2 separate regions of the Homo sapiens genome follow, and region 2 is linked to region 1. A link is a contact called in ENCODE Hi-C or POLR2A ChIA-PET data. All regions are on one chromosome and are shown on one strand. The core of a region is the stretch at or near the end of the contact, and the rest is flanking DNA. Distances in the headings are between cores, read along the strand shown. Region 1 holds the start of SLC39A11 (solute carrier family 39 member 11). Region 2 holds the start of RPL38 (ribosomal protein L38).

Evidence for each region. A loop is a pair of places that touch in the nucleus more often than their neighbours do. ChIA-PET counts read pairs that join two places held with the same protein, here RNA polymerase II (POLR2A). Pooled maps may share reads with other maps.
Region 2: a loop to region 1 is called in a map of B cell, with 19 times the contacts of the local background. The contact joins the promoter of RPL38 here to the promoter of SLC39A11 in region 1. A Hi-C loop is called at or near these places in 3 of 168 maps with a recorded cell type or tissue (B cell, ascending aorta and tibial artery) and 9 of 50 pooled maps. POLR2A ChIA-PET finds 5 or more read pairs at or near these places in 1 of 52 experiments (Panc1).

What each region holds. Positions count from the first base shown.
Region 1 is chr17:73,090,565-73,096,487 of GRCh38, reverse strand. SLC39A11 (solute carrier family 39 member 11) reads left to right here and starts at 3,800. Exons shown (of 10, transcript NM_139177.4): 1 at 3,800-3,877. RefSeq lists a silencer at 4,640-4,871 and an enhancer at 5,842-5,923.
Region 2 is chr17:74,200,625-74,206,547 of GRCh38, reverse strand. It overlaps RPL38 (ribosomal protein L38), which reads right to left and starts at 2,870. Exons shown (of 5, transcript NM_000999.4): 1 at 2,803-2,870; 2 at 2,590-2,630; 3 at 2,358-2,418. The coding sequence starts at 2,592. RefSeq lists enhancers at 1,114-1,617, 1,618-2,122, 3,131-3,634.

The sequences.
Region 1 (5,923 bases), core at 2,551-5,050:
TAAGGAAGTATGTGAAAGGGGGCAGTTTGCATGTTTGCGGAGTGGGCATATGTGTGGGAGTTTATTGAGAAAGATGGGGAAATGGTAAGATTTGTCTCCTGGGGGTTAGCACCCCTCCCGCTTATGGGCTTGGTGTGGTTTAAAGAAAGTGAGATGCAGAAATGCTGATCAAGGTGGCTCTGGGTCTCATCCTGTGAGCCCTGAATGCCCCATGCAGGAAGGGCACCATCTCAGGAGTCAGCTGGGCTTGGTGTCCCACACTGCCCCATGGACCTTGGGTCACTCCAGAGCTTTCCTGAGCCTCAATTTCCTTATCTGTAGAATGGGGATAATGATACCTTCCCCTCAGAGTTGTGAGTTTTACATAAGAAGAGGATATAAAGATAAAGTGGCCCAGGTTGGGCATTCAACAAATGTTAGTTGCTTCCCCACTTTTCCTTTCCCACATCAAGTTTACCTATGCATTGCATGCAAGCATCTCTTGAGGACATGCTATAATATGAGGTGCTATCCTGGCTGGGATGAGGGGAAGAAGCTCAGTAAGGAGCTTGATTCTAATCCTGGGTCTGTATGCCGAATATAGCAGTGAAGTTAGATCCTACAGTATAAGACAGAAGGAGGCAAGTGCCTTAGAATCCAGATGGAGTTCTATGGGACCTTAGAGGATAGAGACTCGATTTGTAACCAGGGCTGGGACAGGTGGGAGATGAGGTCAGATGGGGTGCCCAAGGAGAATGCATTAAACCTGGGTCTTGCAGGATGGTGGGGCTTAGATTTGGGAGGCGAAGGGCAGTTCAGCAGAAATGGTATAAGGGAGATAGGAGTGGCAGGGAGGGAAGGCTGTGTGGAGGACAGCGAGCTGTCCAGCCTGGCTTGGCCAGAGGGCACAGGGAGGAGAACCCTGGGAGACAGACTTGAGAACGTTTAGTTGGAATCATACCACAGCAAAACTCAAATTCCAGGCTGAAGCATTTGAACTTTATGCCAAAGGCACTGGGGAGCTATCGGAGCTTTTTGAGCAGGAGAGTGTGATGTGCTGTGCTTTAGGCAGGCTGATCTTGGCGGTGCTACATGGAACAGACTAGACAGGGTGGAGTGGAAGGAGGTGACTCCATGACCTAGATGAGGGATGGGCAGGTTGAATCCTCACAGCAGCAGTGAGAAAGGAGAGAAAGGATTGGGCAGGAGAGGCACTTTGTGGATCGTTGTAAACATTTCTGTTTATTTTTCATTATAAAGAATTTAAGCGGCTGGGCGCAGTGTCTCACTCCTGTAATCCTAGCATTTTGGGAGGCTGAGGCAGGTGGATTGCTTGAGCTCAGGAGGTTGAGACCAGCCTGGCCAACATGGCAAAACCCCGTCTCTACTAAAAATACAAAAAATTAGCTGGGTGTGGTGGCACGCACCTGTAGTCCCAGCTAATTGGGAGGCCAGCTGAGGCAGGAGAATCACTTGAACCTGGGAGGTGGAGGGTGCAGCGAGCCGAGATTGCACCACTGCACTCCAGCCTGGGTGACAGGGCGAGACTCCGTCTCAAAAAAAAAGAAAAGAATTTAAGCATCCACAAAAGTAGAAACAGAAACATTTAATGAACCTCTACGTGCCCGTTCCCCAGGTTCAACAATGGTTAATTTTTTATTTTTAAGAGACAGGGTCTTTCACTGGAGTGCAGTGGCACCATTACGGCTCACTGCAGCCTCAAACTCCTGGGCTCAAGTGATCCTCCCCACTCAGCCTCCCTAGTAGCTGGGACTACAGGCCCAGCTACCATCTGCCACCATGTCCAGCTACTTTTTAAAAACTTTTTGTAGCGACGAGATCTTGCTTTTTTGCCCAGGCCGGTCTCAAACTCTTGGGCTCAAACAATCTGCCCACCTTGTCCTCCCAAAGTGCTGGGATTACAGGTGTGAACCACCATGCCCAGCCTAAGAATGGTTAATTCATGGCCAATTTTGTTTAATCTCTACTCCATCCACTTTTCTCTTCCATCATATTTTGAAGTGAGTCTAAGATATTGTGTCATTTTATGGCTATTGCAGCGTGCAGGAAGAGGTATGACATTTTGGAAGATGAGTTGATGGGCCGTGCCACATGGGTATTGTGTCTCTGTGTGCCTGTACATACTCTCTTATGTGGAATTGCAATGGCTGATTTGACTCTTCCAAGTTGGGGGTCTTTTAAGGGCAAAGACCACCCTCCAGTGGCCAGGCTGTCTTCTCCTCCCCATGGAGTGCTTGGTATATGGTGCGACCGTCAGTGTGAACAACCTAGTTCCACTGGAAGAAAGAGGCCTGTTATTGGACCCTTTGGGCTATGGCCATCGAGACCACGGGTAGCTTTTCTGCTCAGGTCACGCTCTGATATGTTGTCAAATAAAACACAGGACACTCAGCTGGGTTTCAGTTTCAGATCAACAACAAATATGCCTGTAACATAAGTATGTCCCACACATTGCCCGGGGCATATTTATAGTAATAAATGACGTTATTTTTCTGAAATTCAAATTTAATCAGGCTTTTTTTTTTTTTTTTGAGATGGAGTTTTGCTCTGTTGCCCAGGCTGGAGTGCAGTGGCGTGATCTTGGCTCACTGCAAGCTCGGCCTCTCGGGTTCACGCCATTCTCCTGCCTCAGACTCCCGAGTAGCTGGGACTACAGGCGCCTGCCACCACGCCCAGCTAATTTTTTGTATTTTTAGTAGAGACGGGGTTTCACCGTATTAGCCAGGATGGTCTCGATCTCCAGACGTTGTGATCTGCCCGCCTCGGCCTCCCAAAGTGCTGGGATTATAGGCGTGAGCCACAGCGCCCAGCCCAGGCATCTTGTTTCTATCTATTTATTTATTTTGTTTTGTTTTTGGCTAAATCTAGTCAATCCTATCCTCTGGTCTTTTCACAGAAATCCTGCAGATCAAAGCCTTTGACCTAGGGCAGTGCTTTTCAAAGGGTGGTCCCAGGACAGCAGCATCAGCAACTCCTAGCTCAAAACAAGATCTCAGGCCAGGCGCGGTGGCTCATGCCTATAATCCAGCACTTTGGGAGGCCCACACGAGTGGATCATTTGAGGTCAGGGGTTCGAGGCCAGCCTGGGCAACGTGGTGAAACCCCGTCCCTACTAAAAAAAAAAAAAAAAAAAAAAAAAAACAAAAATTAGCGGGGCTTGGCAGCATGCACCTGTGATCCCAGCTACTCGGGAGGCTGAAGCAGGAGAATCGCTTGAACATAGGAGGCAGAGGCTGCAATCACCCGAGATTGGGCCACGGCACTCCAGCCTGGGCGAAAGAGCGAGACTCCATCTCAAAAAAACAAAAGCAAAAACAAAAAAATCCCAAAATGTCAGCCCCACCCAGAATGACGGAACCAGAGCCTCTGGGGGTGCTGGCATTTTGTGTTTGACCCCCTCCAGTGATTCTTTTGAGGGTCATTGACTGGAGAATGATGCCGATGCCATCACATTACCCGCCCCCAGCCTCTCCCGCAACACACACACAGCACATCCTGCTCTGCTGCGCACCCAGTGGCATGGACCTGGCTGCCAAAGGTGTAGAAGCATAAGTAACATCAGGGGTGTTACAAAGGGCTCTTTCCTTGGGTGTTTGTAGCTTCCCTTAGGGCTGCAGTCACTCGCAGACTGCTGGGCTCTTGGCCTCAGGGCTCTGTTCTGCCCGCCCAGATCTGTTCCTGAGCCTGCAGACGGCTGTGAACCAGAGAATCTATTCTTCAGGCGGGAGTTGCCAGTTGCGGCCAAGGGGGCGGGGCCCGGAGGCGGGAGGGCCACGTGTGCGGGAGGGAAGCAGGAAGTGACTGCGGGAGTGGAGCCGGCGAGAGAGTGGCAGCGGGGGCTGATGGAAGTGCAGTGGGGGCTGGAGAGGGCACCCTAGTGAGTTGGCTTTTCTCTCCTTCGGTGCCTTTGGTTGGGCTCGAGGCCCGGGGTCGGAGGCCATCAGGACAAGAGTGTGGGACTTGGAAGGGCAGCCACCTGGAGCTTGGAAGGGGGTACGCCTGGAGAGAGGAGGGGTTTGGAGGAGAAATTGGAGGCTTTGGCAGGTGTCGGGGCGGGGTGGGAGGGTGAGGGGCGGTGGGAAGGAAGTCCCCGGACCCCGGCTATGTCCCTCTCCAGGGTGATCTGGAAGGCAATGACATGCCTTCCTTTTACAGTCCTAACCCAAATCCTCTTCGTTCGTCCCTTCCTAGGCGGTGTGTGGGGGTACCCGGGATTCCTGGGAGCAGAGGCAGCTACAAATCCAGCTGCTCCCAGGCCCCTCCCACTTGCTCTGGCTGTTAGCTGGACCTCTGGAACTTGACTGGGAATCTGGTTAACTTGCAGCAGGTCTGGGTGGGGCGTGACAGTGTGCATTTCTAACTAATTCCCAGGTTGGGTGGTCCGCGGACCACGCTTTGAGTAGCGAGGCATTAGAGAACTTTTCCACAGTCCTCTCCGCCCAGACCTGAATCCTTCTGCTGGATTCCCCCTCGTGGAGTTAGGGCATGTGTGTGCAGCTCCACTAAGGCCCAGCAGCCCTAGTGCTGTTTCCACTTCTGCAACTTCACCAGCCTCTTGAACTGACTCTTGGAAGCGGAACAACAGGTTTAAAAGGGGGAGAAAGGAAATAAAGAAAACAAACCTGTATCAATCAGCCGGGAATGCCCATGTGCTGCTGTGGCAGGTGTGTACAAGTCTACAGGCTGTTGGCATGTTAAAAGTTGGAACGGTCAGAGAATGATTCTCCCTGCTGCTAACGAATCAGGGTTGATGGAATTAATATCCCCATCGTGAGGAATTCTGAGCCCCATTGTGTAAGCTGTGATGGAGATGCTGTGTCCTAAAGTTGTTACTGGTCTGCCGGTTAGAGAAAACTTCTTGTTCTCTTGGGACTCTGCCAGAAACTTTTTCTTCTCTTGAGACTCTGCAGAAAACTTTCTGTTCTTTTGGGACTCTTCTTTGCTCTTGCCAATCCCACATGGGGCAGGAGAACTCATTTTCTAAGCTCTTGGTATTGTAGAAGTTTTACCAGTTTTATTTATTTATTTATTTTTATTTTTTTTTGAGACAGAGCCTTGCTCTGTCACCCGGACTGGAGTGCAGTGGCGCGATCTCGGCTCACTGCAACCTCCGCCTCCCGGGTTCAAGCGATTACTCCTGCCTCAGCCTCCCGAGTAGCTGGGACTACAGGCACTGGGACTACAGGCACACACCACGACGCCCAAGTAATTTTTGTGTTTTTAGTAGAGATGGGGTTTCACCGTGTTGGCCAGGCTGGTCTCGAACTCCTGACCTCAGGTGATCTGCCCGTCTTGGCCTCCCAAGGTGCTGGGATTACAGGCATGAGCCACTGCGCCTGGCCAAGTTTTACCAGTTTTAATCTTTTGCTTTCCACAGTTTAATGTGCATAAGAATCCCCCATGGAATTCCACAAAATGCAGACCCTGATTCAGAAAGTCTGGGGTGAGACCTGAGTTTCTGCATTCCTAACTAGCTCCCAAGCCGGACCAGTGCTGCTGGTTCTCTGACCACCCTTGTAGCGAGGATTTAAAACAGCAAATAGAGAAGAAACTTCTCCGAGGGGCACTGGGCTTGCATTGCCCGTGATCAATGCTGCTCCTGTTGGGATGGAAAGGATGGTGGCCTCGGTCTTCCCTCTGTGTCCCTTTTTCTTACTCAGGAGGGTGCTCAGATATACATGGGGACAGGCTTAGACGGGTGTTTCCCTATCCCACTAACCACCAGGAACACCCACGAGCTCCCTCTGTTCTGTTCACCAGCCCACAAGATCCACATTGACTTTGGCCTGTTGGCAAATGTAAATTGTTTGCTCTCTTCTGTAGCTGTCAAGAGGCACATTCAAATACAGGAAAGAAAGGTGTTTTTGTTATGCCCTGTCTTGGATGATAAGTACTAAGAGGATGATCCCTTTGTGCTGTTCTT
Region 2 (5,923 bases), core at 1,621-4,120, 1.1 Mb before region 1:
GAATGGGGAGCTGGTGTTTAACAGAGGGAGTTTCAGTTTGGGAAGATAAAGTTCTGGAGATGGGCGGTGATGGTGGCAGCTGCTCAACAATGTGTATTTACTGAATGCCACTGAACTGTACAATTATGCTTTGTTGCCCAGCCCGGAGTGCAGTAGCATAATCGTGGCTCACTATAGCCTCAATTTCCTGGATTCAAGCAATCCTACCTCAGCCTCCTGAGTAGCTAGGACCACCAGCACACGCCCGGCTAACTTTTTTCTTTTATAGAGACAGGGTCTCACTATGATGCCCAGGCTAGTCTCATCCATCTGCCTCAGTCTCCCAAAGTGCTGGGATTACAGATGGGAACCACCATACCCAGTGTAAATGGTAACTTTTACGCTATGCCTATTACACGTTAAAAATTAATACAACCATTTTAAAAAGTTTTTTCAACAAACAGCTACTGACACTTTACTGTCCCCAGGGGACTGTGACCACTACCTTTAAAGCCACATCATCTAAAATGAAGGTTCCCAATTTTTTTTGTGAGACAGTCTCGCTCTGTCACCCAGGCTGGAGTGCAGTGAGACAATCTCAGCTCACTGCAACCTCCGTCTCCTTGGTTCAACTGATTCTCCTGCCTCAGCCTCCTGAGTAGCTGGGACTGCAGGCGTGTGCCACCATGCCTGGCTAATTTTTTTATTTTTAGTAGAAATGGGGTTTTGCCATGTCGCCCAGGTTGGTCTTGAACTCCTGGTTCAAGCGATCTGTCCGCTTTGGCCTCCCAAAGTGCTGGAATTATAGGCATGAGCCACCACGCCCGGACCACCACCCTTTTAAAACACAATCAAACGGTGGTGTCGTGTTTAACTTGCTGAGAAGGGTAAGTTACCTGCAGGTAGAGTTGGGCTTCAAACTAGGCAGTGACCCCATATGGTCTGAAATAAAACTGACCTGATAACCTCATCTCTTTACACAAAACACTAGCCAACAGTCATCATTCCCACCAGATGCTATTTGTCCCCACAGGTGGTCACTACCTCAAAGGTGACAGCCTGTTTTGGGTAATGGGGACACAAATATGACCCCCATCTCTGCCTACCCCCAACTCATTGAAAGACTCTCCCTGTACACCAACCACCGTCTGGCACCACGGCTGGCAGAGCATTAGAGACGGCTGGTGTCTTAGCCCACCTTAACAGGCCTGTCCCATGCAACCTCACTTCCACATGTGACCTGATTCTCAGTCAGCTGAAAAAAGATGACTGGGTTAAAGTAACAACATAACTCAAGACCTAGCTTGTATCAAACACAAGCCCCCCCAATCTCCTTCAAGTATCACAAAGGAGTAACACAACTACCTCTCACACTTGGTGTAAAAATTTAAGTAAGTGGGCAGCAGAGATTGGCACCTATCCATCGAAAACCTGCTGTTTAAGGTTTTTCATTAATCACCTTCTTTCCCCTGTATGTACAAGCTGGGAAACAGACCTATGACAGTCCAACTTAAACTCTGTGACTTTACAATGGTGGTAATGCGATATACATTCAGTAGAAGCCCTGCTTCAAATTTTGATCTTGGCGGGGCACAGTGGCTCACACCTGTAATCCCAGCACTCTGGGAGGCGGAGGCAGGTGGATCATCTGAGGTTAGGAGTTCGAGACCAGCCTGGCCAACATGGTGAAACTCTGTCTCTACCAAAAACACAAAAATCAGCTAGGCATGGTGGCGCGCCCAGCTACTTTGAGGCAGGGGGATCGCTTGAACCTGGGAGGCGGTAATTGCAGTGAGCCAAGATCGCACCACTGCAATCCAGCCTGGGCGACAGAGCCAGACTGTCTCAAAGAAAAAAAAAAATTTTTTTAAATATTTTTCTGGATTAGATAGGTATGATACCTTCTGACACTGGCCAGCGACCACAGGATCACGAGGTAAACGACCATACTACACAGTGTGCCGTGCTCGATACATTACATGCAAATATCCAGCACTTTATTACAAAATGGATTTTGTGTTAAGATTTTGCACAACTGCAGAGAACCTAAACAGTGTTTATGGGACGTGTGTTTTGAGGCTTTCGCGGAGTGGAGATTCCGTTCCGACAATTTACTATATTATACGAAAGAAAACTGAACTCAGGGCGGCCTCTGAGATGATCGCGATTAGCTAAAGATGGTCCTAGAAATTCCAGGGCCTCAACGTGCCCCCCACAGGTCTTTCTCATGGGAAACAGGATGAAACCACTGCTCCCAGAGGGCCAGGCACACACCCAGACGGCCTAACCGTCTCCTGCCTGACATTCCGGGGAAGACGCTCCCGGAGCGGTGCCAGGCTAGGCACCGCTCTTCTTGAACCTTCGGAGCAACCACTTACATTTGGCATCCTTTCGTCGGGCTGTGAGCAGGAAGTCCTTGATTTCCTCAATTTTCCGAGGCTGCAACACAAAGGAAGCGGGTGAACAGAGAGGAAAGAGACACGTCTCCCGGCGATGGCCCAGTCCACCAGCTTCTCCCGGCCTCAGGAGATCCTTGGGAGGCTCTCTCGCCCTCGCCCCGGGGCCCCACGAGCCCACCCCGGGAAGGCGCCAGGCAGGGACTGTACTCACCATGGCGACGAGGCGCGCTGGGCTCTGGCGCGGACCAGGACCTGCGGGAAACAGTCCTCGGCGTTAACACGGCGCGGGGGCTGGCAGCGAACCCCGTTTTCCCGCTCTCCCCCGAAATATCGGCCCCATCGCACTCCCCTTCTCCTCCCCGACACCCTCCACGCGGACCTGGGGTCCCCAGATTTCACCTGGCAGTGGATTGCCCCAGATTACCTTTCTCACCCACGTATCACCCTAGAGACACTCACAGCAAGCAGCAACCGGGGAAAAGGACGAAAAAGAACGAGACTTCCGTTTCCGGGCAGTTAAACCCTCCCAACGGAGGAAACTGGGTACGGTGCCTGCCGAGGATCAAGACTCATGTAGGCGTTCGCACTTCCAATTTCAGCAGCCCTGCCCCCTTGTGGTCGAAGTCAACAGTGCAGCTCCAAGAATGGAATGGACCATCCTGGCTGCCGCCCTCCCTCCGCCTCCCTCCTCTCGCTCCTCCCCATCCCTTCCTCCTAGGACCCCCGCCTCTTCCCCGTCCACCCCTTCCTGTCTTCCCCCGCAACCCCTCAGACCCCAGCCTGGCTTTGCTAGGTTTTAGCTCAGATTCAGTTTGAAGAGCTAACGCTTATTCTCCACGGCTTTCATTGGACCTGCGCAGGGGCATCCACACAGAAAATTCTTCATTCAATGGCAGGGACCCTCGTGTGCACCTTGTAGAACCTGTTGTTCTGGCGCCTCACGTTTTCTTCCCGTCTCCTTTTTGGCACCTGAACCTGTCATGACCAGGGCCCTGGGCTCTTCTTTCCATAAGAGGGAGCGTTCCTGCTTGCTGCTTCCAATTCCCTTAGGAATTGGTGTACAATGAAAGCAAGTTAAGGCCGGGCGCGGTGGCTCACGCTTATAACCCCAGCACTGGGGGAGGCCGAGGCAGGCGGATCGCTTGAGGCCAGGAGTTCGAGAGCAGCCTGGGCAACCTAGTAAGACCTCCCCCCCCCCATCTCTAGCAATAATGATAATAATAATAATACTTCCAAAAGCTGTCGCAGCGCTGCCCCTGGCTAAGTGTCTCACCCCTAGGGCTGATGGTGAGTGGGAGTGCTCCTGCTCTTGCGGGGTCTCACCGCGGCCCCAGAGGGGAGAGGTGGACTCAGGAGTTGAACCCCTGCTGGGCAGATTCCCCAGCCCAGGCTCCGGCCACTTCCTGGGGAGGCTTGGGAAGCCTGGGGAGGGCAGCGTTCCTTTCTCCCCCTAACATCCTTTAGGTTAGACTCTGAGCAACCTGCGGTTATCGATTTTATTTTTATCCTCCATTTTTATTTTATCTCCAACCTCCCTACAAATGTCTACATTTTATTATATTTGTTTCCCCAAAATTTAATAACCACACGGCAGAATGTAATTGCTTCGTGCTTATTATTACAGAGCGGCCCTCCTGAAGGGAAAGAACACTTTGCCATGAGCTTTACTTAGAACTTATTTAACTTAACCTTCCTTTCTTCCTCCCTCCTGCCCTTCCATTAACAAGCTCAGGCTGAGCACCTTCCTGGGGGTGCTGGAGATACAGGAACCAATAGACCTTGCTGCAGAGAGATCACAAAAATATTGTAATAACACTGAAGAGTCTTTTAAAGAAGCTGAACGATGTCTCTGCAACTGTAAATGTGTCGGGGTTCTAGCAGTGGGAAAAGTTAATTGGCAGAAGCCTAATTTTAGATGTCTGAAGGTCGGATCCGATCTGAGAAGCACGAGTGCTTCAGCTCTGACCTGAGAAGGATTTTCCCATACCTCAGAGCCCGGCTTTGCCAGCCCTTCCCATCTCAGGCGATGCCTTTCTGGTCTTTTCTACCCCACTGCTCCTCCACAAGCAACCACCCTTTCAGCCAAGCCGAGGGGCACTTTTGGGCACTTTCTGCCCTCCAGGTATTTGCTCTGCTGTCCACTCTGATGCCAAGTGCCACTGGTCCTTCCGAGCTCAGCTCCCGCCTCCCCTTTTTCAGGCAGGACCCTTCACCCTTGACTTATGTTGCTTGCCGCTCATACAGTGGTTCCTTGCAATCACTTCTCCGTAGGCTGCGTGGAGGTGTTTAACTTTTCATACATGCGCACCACTCTTTTTATTTTTAATTTTTTAAAACTTTTTTAGAGACATGGTCTCCCTAGGTTGCCCAAGCTGGTTTCGAACTCCTGGGCTCAAGGGATCCTCCTGCCTCGGCCCCCCAAAGTGCTAGGATAACAGGTGTGAGCCACTACGCCCCACCTTACCACTTTTCCTTGAAGGCAAGGACAGGGCTCAGCATTCTGTCGATAACTCTCGAAGTGCAGTACCCATCTGTACAGTAAGTGCTCAATGCTAACATTGCAGGATGATCCGGCTGGATGCGGCATCTGAGATCACTCACCATATAAAGGGGTGGTGGATGGAGGGAGGAATTCAGGGAGAGCCAGAAGGAGACACTGACGTGCCTGAAGCAGTGCCTGGCATGTAGTAGGTCCAAAAACTATTTGTTGAATGAATGACTGGTGCTTCTTGCCTCACTGCCGGCCCGACAGGACAAGGACGGGGATAGAAGGAGGAGCTGCACCTCCCTTTTGGCAGCGATCCCAGGGAGACAGATGTTCACCCTCTTGAGTTGTATAATTTAAGGGACCATAGACGTGTAGTAGCAAAACACAATGGCAAATTTGTTCAAGTACCAAAGACCTCCAGCTCCCCAAGGGGGACAAATAGCAAAATAAGCTGCAGCTACTAAAAGTGAGGCAAGGTGCCCAGAGGGCACGCTTCCCTGCTCCATGGGAAGATGAGCCCCAAATGTCCTGGAGTGGCCGGGGACTGTCAGAGACCAAGGGGGGCAGAGCCTAGGCCCTGAGTGCCACAGCCTGAGACCTTGAGCAGATGCTGACCTGGACATGAGCCTCCCTGATGACTCCCATATACACATGAAACAAAACTCTCCAGGGCCTAGGGTGGATCCTGCAGGAGAGGAAAGCCCCGGACTCGAGGGCAGGATGGCCCAGGCTGCCTGTTATGGTCGCTCTGGCCATTGGTAGGCTGGAATGTCCAGTGCTGGCAGCTGTGGGATGGTGAGGGCTATTGCTGTTGTCAAGAGGCGGTAGGGAGGGTCTCAAGCAGTGTGTTGCAGCATGGCTGGAGGCAGGAGAGGCTCAGAGGGCATGTCCGGAGCTACAGGACACAATCCAACCCTTTTCCTTCCTTCCCTTCCCTCACTCTGCTGGCTCTGGGCAGAGAGGGCCTCAGAAGTCACCGGGCCTCCCCTCCTCCCTCCAGCAGCCCCACTCTGGCCACCTCTGAAGGCCAAATGGTTTAGAGTTCTCTCTTCAGTTT